Regions from separate parts of the Mus musculus genome. Here region 1 is linked to region 2. The links are chromatin loops, found by intact Hi-C in ENCODE. Cell type or tissue: left cerebral cortex. All regions are shown on one strand. Links, peaks and the distances in the headings refer to the core of each region. The heading gives the core; the rest is flanking DNA.

Evidence for each region. Peaks named below come from ENCODE experiments on the same cell type or tissue, not always from the same donor. Only the 100,000 strongest peaks of a DNase experiment are listed, where the experiment ranks them.
Region 1: it touches region 2 in a loop (2.1-fold over the local background); 13 of 42 quality-filtered maps call a loop at or near these places.

What each region holds. Positions count from the first base shown.
Region 1 is chr14:8,261,146-8,263,956 of GRCm38, forward strand. No RefSeq gene overlaps it. Among named protein-coding and RNA genes, the nearest start is that of Acox2, 3.5 kb to the left of the region's middle. In left cerebral cortex, for the core only: a CTCF peak has its summit at 1,288 (motif pointing right); a DNase peak (open chromatin) is centred at 1,303.
Region 2 is chr14:8,328,363-8,331,173 of GRCm38, forward strand. No RefSeq gene overlaps it. Among named protein-coding and RNA genes, the nearest start is that of Fam107a, 20 kb to the left of the region's middle. In left cerebral cortex, for the core only: no CTCF peak of the experiment used is centred there; a DNase peak (open chromatin) is centred at 1,444.

The DNA of each region.
Region 1 (2,811 bases), core at 21-2,520, 67 kb before region 2:
CCCTTGCCCCCTCTTCCTTCCTTCTCCCTATTTGATCCTCCCATTTTAGTCCCTCCCACCCCATCCACCCATAACTATCTGTTTTATTTCCCCTTCCTAGAGATTCATCCCTCCCCACTACTTCTTTACTTTCTACCTCATCTTTGTGGTTTAAAGATTGTAGCTTGCTCATCAATGACTTACAGCTAACAACATATAAGTGAATATATACCACATTTGTCTTTCTGGGTTACCTCACTCAGGATGTGTTTTTTTTAAATTTCCATCTATTTACCTGCAAATTTCAAGATTTTATTATTATTTTTTAAACAATCGAGTAACACTCCACTATGTAAGTCTACCACATTTTTAATTGGATATCTAGGTTGTTTCCAATTTCTGTCTATTATGAAAAGAGCAGCAATGAACATGGCTGAACAATGGCTTCTGTGGTAGGATGAGGTATCCTTTGGGTATATCCTCAAGAGCTATGTCTTAATTAAGGTTTTGTTACTGTGAATTGACAGTATGGCCAAGGCGATTGTTATAAAGGAAAACATTAATTGGGGCTGGCTTATATAAGTTTCAAGATTCAGTCCATTATGTCATGGCAGAAAGCATGGTGGCACACAGGCAGACAGCGTGCTGGGGAGGCAGATGTAGATCCAGATTGGCAGGAAGTAGGAAAAGACAGTGAGCCACTAGAATTGACTCGAGTTTCTGAAACCTCAACACCCAATCTCCAGTGACACATTTTTTTCCCCAATAAGGCCACACCTCCAATAATGCCACTCCCTGTGAGTCTATGGGTGCCTTCCAACCACCTCACGTGGTAGCGCTAGATCTTGCGGTAGATTGATTCCCATCCTTCTGAGGAACAACTACACTGATGTTCCATAGTGGCTGTACAAGTTTTCACTGCCACCAACAATAAATGAGTGTTCCCTCTACTCCACATCCTCACCATAGCTGAGGAATCGCAAAGCAGTTTTGATTTGCATTTCTGTAGTGACTAAGGACGTTAAACATTTCCATAAGTACTTCTCAGCCATTTGAGTTTCCTCTTTTGGGAATTCTCTATTCAGATTTGTATCCTATTTTTTAGTTTGCTTGTCTTCTTGATGTTAATTTTTTGAGTTTTATAATATATATCTTGGTTATTAACCCCCTGTTGTATGTATAGTTGGTGAAAATCATTTTCCATTTTGTAGCTTTGTCTGAATGATGGCATCCTTTGCCATATAGAAGCTTTTCAGTCTCATGAGGTCCTGTTTGTTGATTGTAGTTTGTAGTGCAGCCCAGGAGATGGTGCCAGCTCCTCTTAGGGTAGGTTTCTACCTTAATTCATATCAAACTAACCCTCATTATGGATTCAGAGGCCAACATAATCAAGATAATCTCCCTCGCAGGTGTTCCTGGAGGCCTGCTTCCTAGGTGACTCTAGGTCATGCTGAGTTTTAACAATTACTGTTGCCTCCACAGTGTAATACTATAAAATATTTGTCAACATTCATCAGTGAGTTCAGACCCTAAGGCACTTGTTGTGTGGCCTTACTTTGTAGTTTGCAAGTGTGTGCCACCACATCTGCTGGCTTTGATTCCTGACTGAGTATCCCCACTTGTTACTAGTTTGTTGAGATTTTCTGTTTATTCACGACTCAGCCTTGGTATGTTGCTTCTATAAACATTTTCATTACTTTTAGGTTATCCAACTTGTTGGTCTCCATTTGTTTGTCATAGTCTCCTGTGACCCTTCCTACGCCTGCCGACTCATTTGTCATGTCTCCTTTTTCATTTGTGAGTTTGCATACTTGGAGTTTCTCCTATCTTTCCTTCCTTCCTTCCCTCCTTCCTTCCTTCCTCCCTTGCCTGCCTTCTTCCATCTTTCCTTCCCTCCCTCCCGCCTTCTCTCTCTCTTTCTCTCTCTCTCTCTCTCTCTTTCTTTCTTCCTTCCTTCCTTCCTTCCTTCCTTCCTTCCCTTTCCTTCCTTCTGTCCTTCCTTGCCTGCCTTCTTCCTTCCTTTCCCTTCCTTCCTCCCTCCCTCCTCCCTCCCTCCCTCCCTTGTTCGCGCACTCTTCCTTCCTTCCTTCCTTCCTTCCTTCCTTCCTTCCTTTCTTTCTTTCTTTCTTTCTTTCTTTCTTTCTTTCTTTCTTTCTTTCTTTCTCTTTTCTTTCCTTCTTTTCTTCCTTCCCTCTCTTTCTTTTCTTTCTGGTCTGAAGTTTTATTTAAAGAAAACTGAATTTAATAAATATGCATTCTTAGTGAAATTTCAGAACCATTATTGTATTCTCTTTAAATTCTGTTTAGCTGCTGTTCCACTTGGAGTCCTGGATGGTACTGATTAAAGTTTCTCTTTTCATAATCTGGCCAACATTGTCAATTCTGTCATTTCCAAAAAATAACTTTTAGTTATGCTTATCTTTTTTATTTTTCTATATTTTATTTTTGTTCTCAAGTTGTTTATTTCACCCTTTTATAAAATTTGTTCTGAATTTGTGGCTCTTTTCTTATTTTCTGAGGAGTAAAGTTACTTATTTGAGACTTTTCTTCTTTTGTGAGATTATTCTTCTTTTCTGATTTAGGCACATATTACAGAACATTTCACTCTTAGAACTGTTGTCTCAACTCTTAATTTTTTAAAATTTCGTATGTCTGCTTTCATTTATCTCAATGTTTTTGAAATTTATCTTTTAATTTCTCTTTGATTCATTGGTTCTTCAGGATCATGCTGCTTACCACACTCTGATGAATATTTGAGAATCTTCTGTTATTTATATCTCACTTCATTGTATTCAGAAAAGATATTTGTTACATACTCAAGCTTCTTTAGTT
Region 2 (2,811 bases), core at 10-2,509:
AAACATGTATACATACATACCCATACACCAAAAAAAAGATAGTCAATAAAGTAAATATTCTGAGATAGGGGCCTCTATACAATGTACAGTTGGGGCTAAAATTGTGTATATGACATTTGTAGTGTTATACTATATATTTTGGTATTGCTTATATATTTACACTTACACACATATATATGCAATTATATGTATCAGTTATACATGTTTATATGTACATATGTGTCTGCATATCGACATTATATAAATATCTATGTAGAAATCATTTGGAAGGATATAATTTAAAATTTCTTCAGGAATTATACTTAAGTGGTAGGGGGATTTTATTCTTTTATTAATTCATTTGTAGTTCTTTGCATTCTTTGAGTTTTTTAAAGATTGAACTTTTGTTGCTTTTATTGGAAAAGTAATTTACTACTATTAAGTAAGGCATACAAGGAGGCTGGTAATCTTTCTTCACTGTGTTAGCCAGTCCAAATGCAACCCTTCTTGCACACCAAGGCTATCCTGAGCCTCAGGCCCAGCCTTAACTATGATAATTATGGGGGGAAGGATGGTAATGGTGCCAACTTACTGAGCATCTGCCATGTGTAGGCATTGGCATTCTTTTGCTGAATCCTCCCTGTAGCTTGGAGGAGATGGGAGATAGGAGAAGGGGTCTGGGATGGGAATGGCTTGGGGCAGAAGATTTATTGCAGGACAGTTCTTATAGGGGGCCAGTAAAGAATCAGGGAACCAATTATGTATGGCAGGGGAGGCGGTTGAGAAACTGATGTGGGGTCCTGTGAGTACAGCCTCAGTCATGGAGAATCTAGAGAGGTATGGTGCCACAGCACTGATGCCCTTGAAGCAGCGGGAATGCACTTCGATACTCCCCACCATTAGTCATTGGCTATTGCACTCTGGAAAGAGGGTTCCCTGATGTGTGCCCAGCCCAAACACCATTGGATGCAGTGCTCCCTACCAGCCATGATCTAATTTCTCTGTGAAGCGAGCCAGCAGTGGGATGGATGGGTGTTCTGGCTTTGCGGAGAGGGTCTGAGTGGAACATACATCTACAATTAACACTCACATTTTACAAGTGGGACTGTAGAATGTGGTCCACGTTGCCTAAAGAGGTTGAAGTAATTTGCCTAAAGCCAGCCAGCTAATAAGGACTGGGTTTAGAGTTCAGGCTTGAAGCCATGCCATTGTACCAAGGCTAGATTGCTTATTGAAAAGGAAAAGAAATGGCGGGTGTGGGTAGAGGTCCTCCCAGTGTTACAAGCTACCAGATGCCCTTGCACTAGCCCTCTTCACAGCCGCACCTCAGATGAGTGGTTGCCAAGAGGGCTTTGAGGAAGGGAAGCCTTTGTGCTTCTGTAAGGGCTTGTGCTGCCAGTTGCTAGGAGACATTTCTTCAGAAAGTTTCCTTCGGAAAATGAGCTCAGGCTCAGCCCACAGCCCAGCATTGTTATACCCAGAGAAGAACATCCCCATGTTGGCAGCAGATCTGATTCCGTCTCTAACTGCCTCTTACTGGCTCTAGCTCAGAGCTTATCTTGGACTATGCTAGGCACACTCAGACTCCCCAAGAGAAAGGGCCCTCTGAGGTGATCTGCCTGCACCCCCACTTCATAGACGAGGCAAGCAAGGCAGGAGCTGAAGAACCCATACTGCGAGTCAGTGCAGAGAGGATGGTCCTCGCTCATCACTGCACATGCTGGCTTCCCATGGGCCCTGCTGTACAGTCAGTAGGAACTCAGTAGGTGAGGCAGTTAGAGGAACAACAGCTGACATTTACTGGGAATTATGATGTGTCAAACACCAGGCTATGTCTTGTGAGCACAGCCTTTAATCTTCAGACTCTGTGTGCTGACTCTGGCCCAGGGTCATTTTGACATTAGTGTTGTTTTTGTTTTTGTTTTTGTAGTGAAAGGTCCCATGATCTTACTTCTCTGTTTGTCTACAAGAAGCTGATCTTATCCTGGACATTGTTTAGATTCTGAATTCTGTTCTTTTCCTGAGAAAAGGGTTACACATGGTCTCAGCAGGTAGTAAAAGCTCTAAGCAATTCTCTGTGGGTCCCTGGTCTGCTTCCCCACGTGTCTAATACAGGGGCTGGTTTTGCTTGTTATTAGGGAAGGATTTGTGTGTAAAGCTCTGGCTAGTTCCCAAGTCCTTCAGATGTGACTGGCTCCTGGCAAACTTTCTCCTCTGAAAATCCTGAGGGATTTGATCTTAGCAGGACAGGAGGGGGGTCTCTAACTGCCTCATCCCCGTGTCCCTAAGGAGAGCGTTTCTGGTGACTCAGGTGGGTGGATGGGAGGAAACATCCTGCGTCTGCCTCCCCTGCCTGCCCTCGAGTAACACGGGCCACCTTCACTCTCCTAAGAGCTCACCTTCACTAAGGCCACCTTCACTCTCCTAAGAGCTCACCTTTGGTGAATCTCAGCTGGTCTCACCTACGCCCTAGGCAAGACTTTATGGGTCTGTGGGCACCCTATAGGTTCTTGGGGCTACTTTCTTTCCTGTATTTTTAACTAATGTCCATGTATGGGGGTGGGGAGAGCATGTATGTAGAGGCCAGAGGACAACTTCAGGTGCCATTCCACAGGCACCATCTACTTTTTATTTTTATTATTTTATTATTTTATATTTTTGGTCTCTCATTGGTCTGGAACTCAGTGAGGAGGCTAGGCTGTCCAGCCAGTGAACCTCTGGGCTCCATCTTTGTCTCTTGGGATTACAAATGTATACCTCCATGCCAAGATTTAAAAAGGGGAAAAATGGATTCTGGAACTTGAACTGGTTGTAGAGTTGGTCCTTAGCAAC